2 separate regions of the Homo sapiens genome follow, and region 2 is linked to region 1. A link is a loop called in an ENCODE intact Hi-C map of the cell type or tissue named here. Cell type or tissue: ascending aorta. All regions are shown on one strand. Links, peaks and the distances in the headings refer to the core of each region. The heading gives the core; the rest is flanking DNA.

Evidence for each region. Peaks named below come from ENCODE experiments on the same cell type or tissue, not always from the same donor. Only the 100,000 strongest peaks of a DNase experiment are listed, where the experiment ranks them.
Region 2: a loop joins it to region 1, with 2.8 times the contacts of the local background. A loop is called at or near these places in 1 of 110 quality-filtered maps.

What each region holds. Positions count from the first base shown.
Region 1 is chrX:104,163,671-104,171,215 of GRCh38, reverse strand. It overlaps FAM199X (family with sequence similarity 199, X-linked), which reads right to left and starts at 4,763. Exons shown (of 6, transcript NM_207318.4): 1 at 4,234-4,763. The coding sequence starts at 4,430. RefSeq lists an enhancer at 4,421-4,921 and a silencer at 4,486-4,975. In ascending aorta, for the core only: a CTCF peak has its summit at 4,832 (motif pointing left); DNase peaks (open chromatin) are centred at 4,445 and 4,855; H3K4me3 peaks cover 3,165 bases; H3K27ac peaks cover 2,519 bases; H3K27me3 peaks cover 483 bases.
Region 2 is chrX:104,279,029-104,286,573 of GRCh38, reverse strand. No RefSeq gene overlaps it. Among named protein-coding and RNA genes, the nearest start is that of ESX1, 28 kb to the right of the region's middle. In ascending aorta, for the core only: no CTCF peak of the experiment used is centred there; no DNase peak of the experiment used is centred there; H3K4me3 peaks cover 663 bases; H3K27ac peaks cover 1,726 bases.

The sequences.
Region 1 (7,545 bases), core at 2,349-6,348:
AGACTAAGGACTTTCAATGGTATTTTGGTAAACAGCCATTTAAACGTTAAAATTAAGAAAAGCATGTGTACCATGTACACATTCCTCTGCACCCCCTTTTCTCTCAGGTGGGCCTGACTGCCACTTCTGAAGATAAGAATCCAGCCAATGAGCACTGTTGAATGAAGTTCTGCCAAGCTGATGAAGGTCATTTGAAGTCTATGCTATATATTCATTCTTAGGGTACAGTGCCCCATCAGTACTTGTATTCACCACTGACTCTCTGCCAGAATCCCCATATAGCCAACCTGACTTCTGCTGCTATTCTGGAGTCCAACAGGCCACCAAGGTTCCAAGTTAGAGAATATACAACCCCTTCTTCTACCCACTTAAGTTCCCTACTTTCCTCCTAGCTACCCCAATTGTGTTGGGTTCATTACCCATCTTTCCTGCCCTCTTTATTGCCTTGGAAGTAAAAAACACTCTATGTCATTTCTAAGGCTAATGATCCCATTTGGACTTCTGAGTTCATCATGTCTATCTCTCATCCCACCTTCTTTTATATTTTCAATTTCTCCCTTTCCTGTGGCCTGCTTCTAAGGAGCTAACATCTCTATTCTTGGAAAAGAAAAACTAAATGAAGTTAAAAAAAGAAAAAAAGAAACCTTTATTTCCCTTTCAAATTCTCACAACATCTCCCCTTCTCCTTTCTTTCCCTGCTAAATTTATTGAAAACCTTCCACTCTCTCAACCTTTGTAACCTGTAGTTCCACTTCTATCACGTCACGGACTTCTACTGATTACTCCCAAATCTGTATTTCTAGCTTGGATATTTCTCCAAATCCTAACCCCCCATTTTCAACTTGTCTCAGCAAGTCCCCAAACCAAATTCCTCCAACATGGTTCTCCCACCTGCAACCCACAGCTCTTCTGCACCTCTAATTCTGTATCTAGATAGGAAAACTATGGGTGTTACCAAAGGCACACAATAGTCTTTAGGTTTTTCTGGTTAATGGTGATTGAAAACGGAGCTCTAAAATCACATAACTGAGTAAAAGATTTATGCAATAGTTTGGAAGTGCTAAGAGAAAACCTCCATTTACATCAGAAAATCACTGCCCCCAAAACCAAAGAAAATGTCTTAAACACTACATATGTTCCACACTGACATTTCACATTTTTAAAAAATTCATTCACTTTTTTGGCTTATTGAAATTTATTCTATTTTCCTAAAATTCTAGACCAATCCATGTAGGTCTTAAGGTATGAATGCTTAGGAAACTGGCTGTGTCCATGTAATGTATTTTCTACTGAACCTAGACCAGTGACATACCAACCTACATCACAAATGACTTTAATTTGAATACTGGGCCGGGCGCGGTGGCTCACACCTGTAATCCCAGCACTTTGGGAGGCCAACGTGGGTGGACCACCTGAGGTCTGGAGTTCAAGATCAGCCTGGCCAACATGGTGAAACCCTGTCTCTACTAAAAATATAAAAATTAGCCAGGCATAGTGGTACACGCCTATAGTCCCAGCTACTCAGAAGGCTGAGGCAGGAGAATCGCTCGAACCCAGGAGGCGGAGGTTGCCCTAAGCCAAGATTGTGCAACTGCACTCTAGCCTGGATGACAGAGCAGGACTCTGTCTTTAAAGAAAAAAAAAAATCTGAATATTGCAACCATTCAACCTCAGGGACTGTTAGTGCTGTGACTGTCTTTGTTAATGAAAATTGCAAATATAGCCCAGAATCCAGTAAATGAGTAGGCACAAAATTGTCATAATCATAAGGTCCTTATCAAGTGCATTATTTTTAAAATCTCCACATTTTTCTTATCAGGTACCAAGAAGGAAGCAAAATTAAGGTTAAGTCAAATATCTACCAATTAACAAGCTTCCTACTTCCAATGAAAATTTGTTTTACAATCACTAAACCCAAGGCAGAATTTCAGCACTCAACTATTTGAAATCTGATTTTTGGGTTGTTGCCTGAATTGACAAATGATGTGATGTGAAGGAAAAAAGTGACACATACAACTCCAAAATAAAAGAACTCCCTAAACTTTGCCCGATATATGATTTAGCTGTGTGCTTCTCCCTGAAAAGAAATGGCTGGAAGCCTATGGTCCTCTCAAGCACCATCTTGAGGAGGGGTAAGAAAGCAGAACATTGCAGAAGGATAATACATTTAAAAGGCAAGGTAGCCTAGGACAGAAACATCATGTGCTGTGAATATCGCTAATTTTGCTTCCCCTACTCTCTGCTGAAAAGGATACAGAGCATTAGAACCCCTGCCACCATGCCAAGCCTTGCGAAAAGTAGGGTAGGAGAGGGAAGTTAAAAAAAAAAAAAAAAAAAGCAAGCAGTAACTAGGAAAAATGCTTGACTTGGAAAAACTGGGGCTTGCAAAGAACCTCCTTCTCCCCTCCTCACTGCCCCATTGAAAAACAGTCCTGACCTCACCACAGTCTTTAAGGGAAAGAAAACACAGGAAAAAACGGGGAGGAGGAAGGAACAGAACAAGTTGTAAGAAACATATTATTCTCATAACTTCACTCCCCATCACCTCTACCCAGTTTTGGCAGTACTTACCCACAGCCTCTGCCCTCACTCCCTTGCCCTCATCATCACAGCAGGATCATTCTGAAATTATTTAACTTTCCTGGGTATGTGACTTGCTCCAAGGCTGCAAAACTTAAATGCCAAATATGTACAAAGGTATTCTTTTACATTATTTTTCAACATAAATAACCCTAAGCACACTTGATTTCATGAATATGTTACATTCACATTACAGTGACATCAGGGGTTAAATAGGCTTCTGTGAGTTGGTCTAGGAAACCATAAGTTCTATTTGTAACACTGGATCAATTAGTTCTGCTCCAAGTTTAATCATTGGCTTCAAAGGAATAGTCTTGGATTTGCTTGACTAGGTTTTATGACCTTGAACTCAATCTTTTCTTTCTGGGCCTGTTTCTTCATTTTTTGCAATGACGATTTAGAGTAGTCATAATAAATTTACTGCCACTTCCTTTTGAGATGTGTTATACTGATATTCTGATTATTTAACTATAACACCTTGTTTCCATAGACTATAACTTTCATTTATGTAAGAAACATCTTTTACACATTCCTTGTATCTGGTAGAAGCTCATTCAATCTACAGACTGATTTAAGGGAAGGGAGGGGAGAAATATGCTAAAGACATTAAAATATGGAAGAATTTGATCAAACTCACATCATAAACTTGGATCAGAAGTCAGAACTAGATTTCTTAATTTATCTCCAGTATTTTCCATAGCTGAACCCCTCTCCTAGAGCCTTAACCACACACCCCCCCAGCCCTTTGTATATGTATCTCAAATATCCACCTATGTTAAAACTTGAGGCTGTATCTAGAACGTCTTCAACCCACCCCCCAAGATTTGATCTAACACGTAAATGCTTGCATGAGAGAAGTCTCCAGAACACTACCTTCTACTGAAATCAGTTAGGAGGAGATACACCCTCTGAATAAATTTGTGTAAGTCAGTCCATCCTAAGCCTTACTCTGTCTCTTCAAAGGGGAAGGAAACCAAGGGATATGTCATATGAAGGAATCCTCCAGATTTAAGCTTACCAATTTTGGCAGAGCCTAAAGCGCTAAGGCAAACAGTTAATAAAGGAGGAGGAAAAAAAGAGAGAATCGACTAGTTTCCTAGCGCTCAACTAAAAAAAAAAATGGGGTAGGGGTGGTGGCGGCGGGGGGAACAGGACTGTGAGACAGATTAAAAATAGGGAAAATGAAGCTTCTAGCTTTAAATGTTCCACCTTTCAACGCCACTTTTCAAAAGATCTATGGATTGATCTTGAGCCATCCAAATTCCTCTACAGCGTACCGGAAATGGAAGGGGTTAAACTTTTGCAGATGGATGCAAACAGGGGCGTATCTAAAAATCAAGGGTGGGGGTTTGGGATTCGTAGGGTACAGATGGGGGGAGGGAAGGGAAGCAAGGGAGGGAGAAGGTAGGGAAGGGAGGAGTCGCTATAGCCAGAATATGAATGAGGAAAAGAGAGTAAAACGCCGGTCGAAAGGAAAATAGGAGGGCAGGGGTGAAAATAGGGAGGGGGGGCAGGGAAGGAGGCCGGGAATGAGCGCTGGTCGAAAGCAGGTGGGGGAGGGGGCGACTGGAAGCGCAGCCCGGGACGAAGGATCAGGAGCGGGGGGCGACCAGAAGTGGAAAATCCACCCCTGCCCTCAGGTGCAGTTCGTACCTGTTGGTGTGGAAGCGGTGGAGCGGGTCGGTGCGATGGCAGGAGGACAGCTGGCAGCCGAAGTCGCTGATGTCCAGGCAGCCCGGCTCCTCGCTCGGGCAGGTGCCCACCCCGCGAGGAGGTCCCAGGAGTGGGAAGGGCTCCTCGGGGGTTAGAAACTTCTCGTAGGAAGTGATGGCCGAGGCCTCGTCGGACATGGTTGGAGATGGCCTGGCTCGGGCTCCCTCTCTGGCCCTGGGCTGCTCCCGCGCCCGCCCCTGCCCCCACTCTAACCTGTCCGCAGTCGCCGACGCTCCGGGGTGTGCCCGTCGCAGCTCACTGGCAGGCTGGGCGTCGCGGCCCGCTGCTGCTTGCCGGGGTGCGGGGCCGCGCGAAGAGGCTGCTCGAGGCCACAGCGGCCCACCGGCCACCCAGTTAGCGCCCCGGTGGCCTCTGCAGCTTCCGCCGCCGCCAGACTCAGCCCGTCAGCGCAGCGCCGCCGCCCGGCCCGGCCAGGCCCGCCCCGCCCACTGCGCTCGCCGCTTGCGACTGCAGCAGTCTGCCCGGCGCCCGCAAGGAGGGGAAGGGCGGCGGGAAGCCACTCCCCGTGCCCCCTGCTGGACCGGAGGAGGAACTGAACCTCCGCCCGCCGCGGCCCCAAGCGGCCCGCCCCGCCCTCTACGCATCGAATCAGGGATTCAGGCCGCTAGAAAGGCTAGGCGCCTCTGGCCAACCTCCTCCTCCGCTTTCTCACTCGTACTCGACTACTAAGCAGGAACCGCAGTCCCAGAAAAGGGACTTGGCCAAGGTCACACTGCGGGTGCGTGAGAAAACATCCAGATGCCCTGGTTCCCAGCGCACTCTTTCATTCTGTCCCAATTCAACAAGTATTTATTGAGCTCCTGCAGTGTGTGCCCAGCACCGTGCAATGAGGTGTAGGAGAAATCGTCCAAGCAGGGAAAATAGTCCCTTCCTCACCCTTGATCACCTAACTCCAAGAACCCTACGCTGCAGCCACTCGCCTACTCAGAGCTGCTGGACACGTCGTACTCTTTTGTGCTTTGCGCCTTTTGCTCATAGGCACCCTGCTTGGAATGCCCTGCCATTTCTCCCCTGCTAATCCTTCAAACTCCAGCTCAAACGTTATCTCCTCAGTGAAGCCTTCCCTGACTCCCAAAGGAGACTAAGGCACACCTGCTAATTTGCCCCCTCCCTCCCGTAGAAAATATATTATGGAGCTTAACTTGTTCAACTTGAATCAACTTGTTAGGTGTTATATAGTGTACTTTGCTGTTTATCTCATCTCTCTTCTCTATATTCTGGGCAAGTGATTCCTGTTCTTGGATGCGTAAGATTAAAAAAAAATAGAGGAAACCCCAAGATTACTAATTTCTTACTTTGCCCAAAGAAGACAATTTTTAAAACTACCTAATATTATTTTATAAAAGGAAGCACATTTTCATATAAGAGCATAATTCTTCAATAAAAGCAATTCTTTGCATTAACTATATTTATGAAGAAACTACATTGATCCTTCAGGAAAGCATAGAACTTAAATAGGCGGAAAGGAGGGGAAAAATGAAAGAAGGCAGGAGGAAGAAGAGAAAGAGGGCAGGAGAAGTGGGGGGTTGTCACTAAAACAAGCCCCATTCAGTATTAAACTCTGTGCCTTGCCCTACCAATGCAACTTATAGTGAAAACAGCTTCTCCAACGTGCCTTTAAAATGTATACATTATCTTGCTTCAGTTACTTGGTTGTTTGACTGTTGAGCATGCCGGCTTTCTTTCATTGAGATTGCAAGAAGGTGTGTTGCATTGTGTATGTGGCTTTCAAAATGAATCATTCATTAATATCTAATGAGGCTGACCAATTTAAAACTTGTGGAAGTGAGGCTGATGATGGTTTGTTCTATGGTCCCTAATGCACCAATCCCCAGGGGTCTGAGGCCAGTGAGGCTGAATGGGCCATGGCTTAGTCCCCAAAAACAAGAGACTTGATTATCCAAATGAAACAAGAGTCAAGTGCTGCATGATAATGCAGGCACTCAGGTAATAGCACCAGGAACTGTTAATAAGAAGCTAACGAAATAGTCTATTTTATTTTATTTTATTTTATATTTTTTTGAGACAGAGTCTTGCTCTGTCGCTCAGGCTAGAGTGTATTGGGGCGATCTTGGCTAACTGCAACCCCCACCTCCCGGGTTCAAGCTATTCTCCTGCCTCAGCCTCCTGAGTAGCTGGGATTACAGGCATGTGCCACGACACCTGGCTATTTTTTGTATTTTTAGTAGAGACGGGTTTTGCCATGTTTGCCAGGCTGGTTTCGAACTCCTGACCTCAAGTGATTGACCCAACTCAGTCTCCTAAAGTGCTGGGATTACAGGTGGAGCTACTGTGCCTGGTGGTCTAATTTAAATATATATACCTTTTACACATACTATAAGAGGTGGGTGTTTTTTTAAAGCGGAGTCTAATGAGAGAGTCTGTGAGGTTTCTACAAGTATGTGTTTTACTTTTGTGTTTAAGCATATTCTGAAGTATCTGTATGACCACATGATAACTAACTGCTGCCACATGATTAGGACATGTATTTGAGTTTATTTTCACAATGAATTAGCATAAGATAATACTACTTTAATTGTCATGATCCTGTGAGAAGACAAATGAGGTGCACCTCATACTTGGCATCTTCCTAAACAAATGAAGGGTTGCAGTAGTCTGAAGAGAATAAAGTGATGGGAAAGTGGAGTCAACCCCAAGACATACTTACAAGCCGAAGGCCAAGAGCATATGCTTGCCAGTCAGTAGTATGTTCACGTTTCTAGGGCAGTTTTGTTTCATCATATATACCACATTACACTGACTTTGTAAAAAAGTTTGTGCACAATTTGTAAATTTGCTTTGGTGTTACATTTGTACAAGAGCTTTATGAACATGTAGAATTTAATGTTTGTTTACATTTAAGAAATATTATAAAAAGAATTTACAGAAATGTTTGGGTGTGAGAGAATTTTTTTTAAAAAAAAAGAGGTCCCAGGCGAGGCACGGTGGCTTATGCCTGTAATCCCAGCACTTTGGGAGGCCGAGGCAGGCAGATCACCTGAGGTCAGGAGTTCAAGACCAGCCTGGCCAATATGGTGTAACACCATCTCTACTAAAAATACAAAAATTAGCTGGGCGTGGTGGTGCACACCTGTAGTCCCAGCTACTTTGGAGGCTGAGACAGGAGAGTCGCTTGAACCTGGCAGGTGGAGGTTGCAGTAAGTCTGGGCAACAGAGCAAGACTCCGTCTCAGGAAAAAAAAAAAAAAAAAAAGAGGTCCCTCCATATATT
Region 2 (7,545 bases), core at 2,370-6,369, 120 kb before region 1:
TCAGGATGGGTCCCCAACTCATGCACTCTCATGGCACAATGTGCCCTTTTTTGCCCTATTTTTTGAGACAGGGTCCTGCTCTGTCACCCAGGCCAGAGTGCAGTGATGAAATCACAGCTCACTTACAGCCTCAACCTCTGGGGCTCAAGCAATCCTCCCACCTCAGCCTCCTTTTGGCTGTAGTGGGACTACAGGTGCATGCTACCATGCCCGGCTAATTTTTATTATTATTGTTTGTAGGATGAGATCTCCCTATGTTGCCCAGCGTAGTCTTGAACTCCTGAACTCAAGTGATCCACCCACCTCAGCCTCGTATACTGCTGGGATTACAGGCATGAGCTTGTACCACACCTGACCAGCAAATCTTTAAAATAGGATAAAAGCAATGTATTGATAAATATGAAATGATGACAAAGGAATAAGAAAACTTTGAGTAAACGCATGATAGGAATGCATGGAGTTACTCTGCAAGGTCTCCTTGGAAGTGGTTTTCAGACCAGGTCTTCAAACTGATGGTTGTGTGTAAACTGGTAAAGGGGAAAAGAAGAACATAGCAGGTGAGGTGCACTAGGTGCACCTTTGCACTAGAATGTGCAAAGACATGAAGGTAGAAAGTAACATGTGCTCTTGTGCTGTTACATGAAAATGTAAGTGGAAAATCACAAAACCAAAAAAATTCAGGGAAGACCACAAACAGCATAGGAGAGGATTATATAATAGGTTTCCATTGAACTTTTCCCCTCTCTCTTCCCTTCTTCATCTTGCTTTTTAAAGTGTGCAAAATGGCAAAGCCCCAAGAGTGCCCCTGATGGGCTTTCTAAAGAATCCGAGATAGTTCACATTTCAAATTGAAACCTGAATGTTCCGACTTAGCTGGAGCTCTGTGGAGAAATGTGGTCCCATCTGTGTGACACATCAAATGAAGTCCCTCACTAGAGAGCACCAGTGATAATTAAGCTACTTTTATAAAGTGAACTGGAATGACTGAGATGCTTTTTCTCAGAGATTGTCTGCAGGTTCCTCTCAGCCCCTTGAATTTTAGTTCTTACTCCCTATCTATCAAAAAGACTCAGCTAGGAATGCGCCAAACATTTTGACCAAGTACTTATCTGCACAACCACAAACCCAATATCATCACTTAGGGGAAAACAATTTCCCCTGGCAAGTAGAGACAGCCTAATTGCTTAATCTGACAGGTTATTAATGGTTCAAGCCAACCAAAAGCATAATGGATATTGATAACCACTGTTAGGTTGGACGTTTGATGCATACAGTATTGCTGGAAATTACTTACATCAAGGGTTGCAACTGACCGTTAGACTAAATTGTCCAATCTCCGTGGGTTTCATTAAACAGTTCTATCAACTTGATAAAGTGCAAGCCAGAAAGTTACCCCATTAACTAGAGCTCTGAAAAAAAAAAAGCCAGTGGGGTGGAGGATATTTACAGTATTTATGTTCCAAGTCAATGTAAAAATAAATCTCCTCCGTAAAATTGCGCTCTGCGTGTTGAGGATGGTTTTCCCCCTCTCTATTTGGATGGTTTGGGGAACCAGGCCTAGGCTGAGCCATTACTTGGAAATGACTGTGATTGGGAGGGAGCTGACAGTGGCATTGGGTGTAGTGTTCCAGGATGTTCAGGGTCTGATTCATTATTCACTGGGTTCTTCTGGAGAAAAAGTTGAGCTTCATCCAAAGCAGGCATCGTTTCCTAATGCCCCATCTCCCCTTTGCAGAGCAGCTGGAACCGGCTAACATGCAGACAGGAACTGCAACTGTCCTGGCCCCCACCTGTGGGTGCTTGAATGCAGGCCTGAGCCTTATGTGGGAGGAGAGGCCAGGAATCACTGCTGAGTAACCACAGGGAAAATAATTCATGGCACACTGGGAGTTCCAACCTAAATTCTTCCCTCCTAGACAGTAGTAATAAAACTTTCCATCTGATCAGTAACAACAGAGAGCCAAGTCTTAAAGATTAAACTGGACAAGAGTTGTTTTTTTTTAAATGATTCATGGCTCTATTAAGTGCAATAGAATAACAGAGAGACTAAGAACCAAAACAGCAAGAATAACAACAAAAAGAATTATTTATTTTTATTGCCTTGGGAATGTGAAGAGGTGAGAGTAGTACCAGCAAAGCCTAGGATGGCTGCTGCTAGAATCCTCCAGGTGGGAGATGATGTGAATCTAACCAAAGCAGTAGTGAGGGCAGTGCAGAGGGAGAGCAGGGGATGAATAGAAAAGACATTTAGGGGCCAGGCACGGTGGCTCACGCCTGTAATCCCACCACTTTGGGAGGCCGAAGCAGGCAGATCACCTGAGGTCAGGAGTTTGAGACCAGCCTGGCCAACATGGTGAACCCCGTCTCTACTAAAAATACAAAAATCAGCCAAGCATGTTGGCGGGTGCCTGTAATCCCAGCTATTTGGGAAGCTGAGGCAGGAGAATCACTTGAACCTGGGAGGGGGAGGTTGCAGTGAGCTGAGACCACGCCATTGCACTCCAGCCTGGGCAACAAGAGTGAAACTCTGTCTCAAAAAAAAAAAAAAAGAAAGAAAGAAAAAGAAAAGACATTCAGGAAGTAGAATCAACAGGACTTAGTTACTGATGGGGAAGGGGGCACTGAGGAGGGGAATCTAGGAGTGCAATACTGACACACAATCCTTCAACACCTGTAGTCCAAGCCACTCGAGAAGCTGAGGCAGGATTGCTTGAGCCTAGGAGATTGAGACTACAGTGAGCACTTACAGCACCACTGCACTCCAGCATGATCAACAGAGTGAGCCCTCATCTCTAAAAAAATTAAAATGTAAAAAATAAATAACAAAATTAAATAAGTTAATATTTGTAAACCACTTAGAACAGTGTCTGCTACATAATCAGAGCTATATATGTGCTTGCTATTATTGTTATTACCTTCCCAGCCAAACTGGAAGTATGCAATGCTAGGTTAGCCAGAATGTGACAGACAAAATTCCACATTCTTCATGAGACTCTATAAATGTGATTTTAACAGTTTTCACCATGCCACCCTCCTACACCTGCCCTTCCAGCCATGCAGGTGACTGGCTCAGGATTGGGCTGTTGCTGGTATAACACCAATAGAAATAGCAAGCACCCATCTAGCACTGCACTTTGAACCAAGTGCTTTTTTTTTTTTTTTTTTTTGAGACAGAGTCTTGCTCTGTCACCAAGGCTGGAGTGCAGTGGCGCAGTCTCAGCTCACTGCAACCTCCACCTCCTGGGTTCAAGTGATTTTCCTGCCTCAGCCTCCCAAGTAGCTGGAATTACAGGCATGTGCCACCATACCCAGCTAATTTTTGTATTTTTGGTAGAGACAGGGTTTCACCATGTTGCCCAGGCTGGTCTCAAACACCTGGCCTCAAGTGATCCGCCCGCCTCAGCCTCCCAAAATGCTGGGATTACAGGTGTGAGCCACCACGCCTGACCTGAAACAAGTGCTTTTAAATGTCATTTCATTTGGCCCTCACGAGGAACCCTTAAGTGTGGCAGAAGTGAGGTGCTAGCTCTTCCTGTCACTGTGCTTAGTGCTTTCTCCAACTCCTGCTCAAGCTCTGTGGGGGCAAGAACTATGTCTTTTTTGCCCTTTTAACAGTTTCAGGAGGCGAATCCAGTACAGCAGCAGGGTTAAAATTCTGGACCTGGTTCAAGTGAGATTGAAGCCACACTCCACCACTGTGTGACCTTTAGAAGTCAGTTCACCTCCCTAAGCCTCAAATACACAATCTGCAAAATGGAAACAATAACAGGACTTTCCTCAGAAAGTTGTTGGGAGGAACAAAAGAGGAGAAGCACATAAAGCCCTTAGCACGGTGTCTGGCTTCATGCCAAAGAAATGAGTTACATTTAGTAGTTTTGTTTGGATGTATTATTGCTGAATGTATGAAGCACAATTAATAGCAAGGAGTTTTAAGTAGCGAAGGCAAGGGTTAAGGAATAAAATAATGGGGCTTTTTTTTTTCCTTCAAAAGAATAGTTAGAACACTGTGTGCACAGAAAGAGACTTGCACAGTCATAGGTCTAGTTCCAGGAAAGGAGCAAAGGGCTCTGAGGGTGAAGAGGAAAAGGTATGAGGAAAGAACAGCCCAAAATAGATTCAGGAACCCGTTGCTTGGCCTGGAAACCTGAAAACTCAGGAGTCGGCTCCTCTGAATATTATTTTCCGATTCAAAAATGTGAGCTCAATTACATTAGGATCAAAAAACTCTGGCATGAGCTGCAAACAGCTGGGCTCTTGCTATAAATTCCCTGCTGTGACCGAAGCATAATGAAGTTGGGGCTTTTTCGTGTGCATTTTTTTTTAACCCACGAGAGAAAAATATAGCTCTAGAAAGTGAAGAAATGCAACTGCCCCGGTTAGACTCTATTTAAATCTAGTTAAATCGAGAAATAGCAAGCCCTTGCCAGTCAAAGCTAAATGACTTCTCAAGCATCCCAGCCATGCCGAAAGGAGGCATGCAGGCCTGGCAAAAGCAAGACCAAAGCTGTGAGAGGCCAGAAATGCTTGCTTTTCTCCTCCAAACCCTGGGCTGCTTACTACCACCTTTCTGTAGTGCTCAGAAGAGCCCCTCAAATAGACCACCAGGGTGGCAGCTGGGCTTGGCACACAAAGAAAGACTGCAAGGTAAATGTGTCTTCCTCCTAGCTCAGTGGCAACTCTTGGCAGCTGCCAAGATGGAGTTCTTGAGCACTTTCTTACTTCACCTGGTATCTTCCTGGGTCACAAAAGAACTATCAAGAAACCATAAAGTGCTGAGGCATGTCCTGGCACAGGGAGGAGAGAAAAAGGTGAGAAACGCTATCGGAAATAGCAGTGACTCAGTATTGCCTTGGGCTTGGGGAAGGTTCAAGCATATGGGCCATTTAAAACCAACTGCCTGAAGTGAAGGACTGCTTTATCCATTCATAAAATACTCCACCCAACAAGATACTGGCCATGTTTTTCCATTGTCTCGCAGTGATTTCTGAAAATCGGGGGCTGTCTCCCCCAAACGTTTTATAATGACAAAACAATTTTCAAATGGGCGTAGTGGCTCACGCCTATAATGTCAGCACTTTGGGAGGCCGAGGCGGGTGGATCGCTTGAGCCCAGAAGTTCAACACCTGTCTGGGCAACATGGGGAAACCCCATCTCTACAAAAAATATAAAAATTAGCAGGGTGTGGTGGCACTTGCCTGTGGTCCCAGCTACTTGGGAGGCTGAGGTGGGAGGATCACTTGAGCCCGGGAGGTCGAGGCTGCAGTGAACTATGATAGCCACTGGATTCCTGGGTGCCAAAATGAGATCCTGTCTCAAAAAATAAAAGTAAAATAAAAATAAAAATAAAAAAACAATTTTATTGGCTGGGCATGGTGGTTCATACCTGTAATACCATTGCTTCCAGAAGCCAAGGAGGGAGGATTGTTTGAGTCCAGGAGTTTGAGACCAGCCTGGAAAACATAGCAAGACCTGTCTCTACAAAATAAAAAAATTAAAACATTAGTCAAGTGTGATGGCATGTGCCTGTAGTCCCAGCTACTTGGGAGGCTGAGGTGGGAGAATCGCTTGAGCCCGTGGTTCGATGTTACAGTGAGTTATGATCACCACTGCACTCCAGCCTGGATGACAGAGCAAGACCCTGTCTCCAAAACAAAAACAAAAACAAACAAACAAACGAAAACCAATTTTCTGTTTTCTATAGAAACCCCCAGAACCTGCATGACTGTGATGTATTGGAAACAATCCTTGGGAGAGTTGAGCTAAAATCCTGACTCAGCGTGTAGTAGGTTTATGACACTGACTCAGTTTTGGGACATCCCTGAACTCCAGGTGGCTCACGTGTATAAGAGAGATGCTTTTAAGAGGGTTGGAAAGTGCTTGTAGAACTGGAGGAATTGAACTTGGGATGCAAAAAGCCACAAGATGCATATGGATCTCCCTGGAGCATCCATTTGACTCAAGGAGGGAAAAGAGAGGGAACAAAATTATTTGTGTATCAAAATAAATCCAGAAATATTATAGAGTAGAATGCAAAATTCTCATGATTTTCTTAAAAATCGAGCAAGAGACTTCAAAATAAATGTGTGCTGATTTAAGGTAGTATATTAGGAAAGCACTGGTTCCTACCAGGTACACAATAAATATTCATTAAACTGCACTTTTTTGTTTGCTTGCTTGTTTTGTAGACAGGGTCTCACTCTGTCTCCCATGCTGGAATGCAGTGTCACCATCACAGCTCACTGCAGCCTCCAACTCCTAGACTCAAGGGATCCTCCCACCTCAGCTTCCTGAGGAGCTGAGACTACAGGCATCTGCCACCATGCCCAACAAACTTTTCTATTTTTTTAGAGATGAGTTATCAGTATGTTGCCCAGGTGGATCTCAAACTCCTGGCCTCAAGTGATTCTAACACCTTGACCTCCCAAAATGCTAGGATTATGGGAGTGAGCCACTGTGCTTGGCCTAAACTACACTATTGATTTTCACATACCTTTTGGTCAAATAAAAGCAGAAAACAGTAATGTATTAATCCAGATTAGTCTTGTCCAGGTGCGGTGGCTCACACTTGTCATCCCAGCACTTTGGGAGGCCGAGATGGGCAGATCACCTGAAGTCAGGAGTTTGCGACCAGCCTGGCCAACATGGTGAAATCCCGTCTCTCCTAAAAATAGAAAAATTAGTGGGGCGTGGTGGCAGGCGCCTGTAATCCCAGCTACTCGGGAGGCTGAGGCAGGAGAATCGCTTGAACCTGGGAGGCGGAGATTGCAGTGAGCTGAGATAGCGCCACTGCACTCCAGGCTGTGTGACACGAGCAAGACTCTGTCAAAAATAAAAATAAAAATAAAAAATTAGTTTTAGCCTTACCACTGAAAACTTCCCAGCAGACAAATTTCAGATAAACTGCCAGAAGGCAGATACCATATCTGCCTAACTTTGCATATGACCCATACACTTTTGATAAGAAAGGTAAACATCTTTTATAGGTGCCTACCTGATCTGGACCCTGTCCACCTCTCCAACCTCATCTCTGCCACTTTACATTTGTCAAACTCTAGGCCCTGGTAATTACAGAATTTTGTACAGAGCTTAGTTAGCTGAGTTGCCCCAGAGCTCTGGACAAGAAATTCTTTCTTGCTGGCCTCTATTTTCTCTTTGGTTATGAGATCAACTGCTAAGAAGGATGAGAGGGGTCGTGGCATAGACAATTGATGAAATCGCTCATGTTTTGAAATAGCCTCTGTAGAGAAACAACAAGGAAGCCAAGTGGCACTAGCACCTTCAGAGGCCTGCAAAGGAGAACTTCCTCAGCTTCCAGCTCCAACAGGTAGTTAACAGTCTGCTAAGGCGCCACAGAAAAAGTGAGGATCCATGTGAGAAGGCAATGTACCCAGAGAGGATCGCTCCCGTATGTACATGGGGCTGAGACCTTGAAGTCACCTGGTCTGGGAGACTTCAGAGAGACCCTTCAACACTGCTTACAAAACTCCAGGATCTGATTGTCCCATACCCCATTCCCCAGGAAATCTTATTTTCCAGCCATGTTCT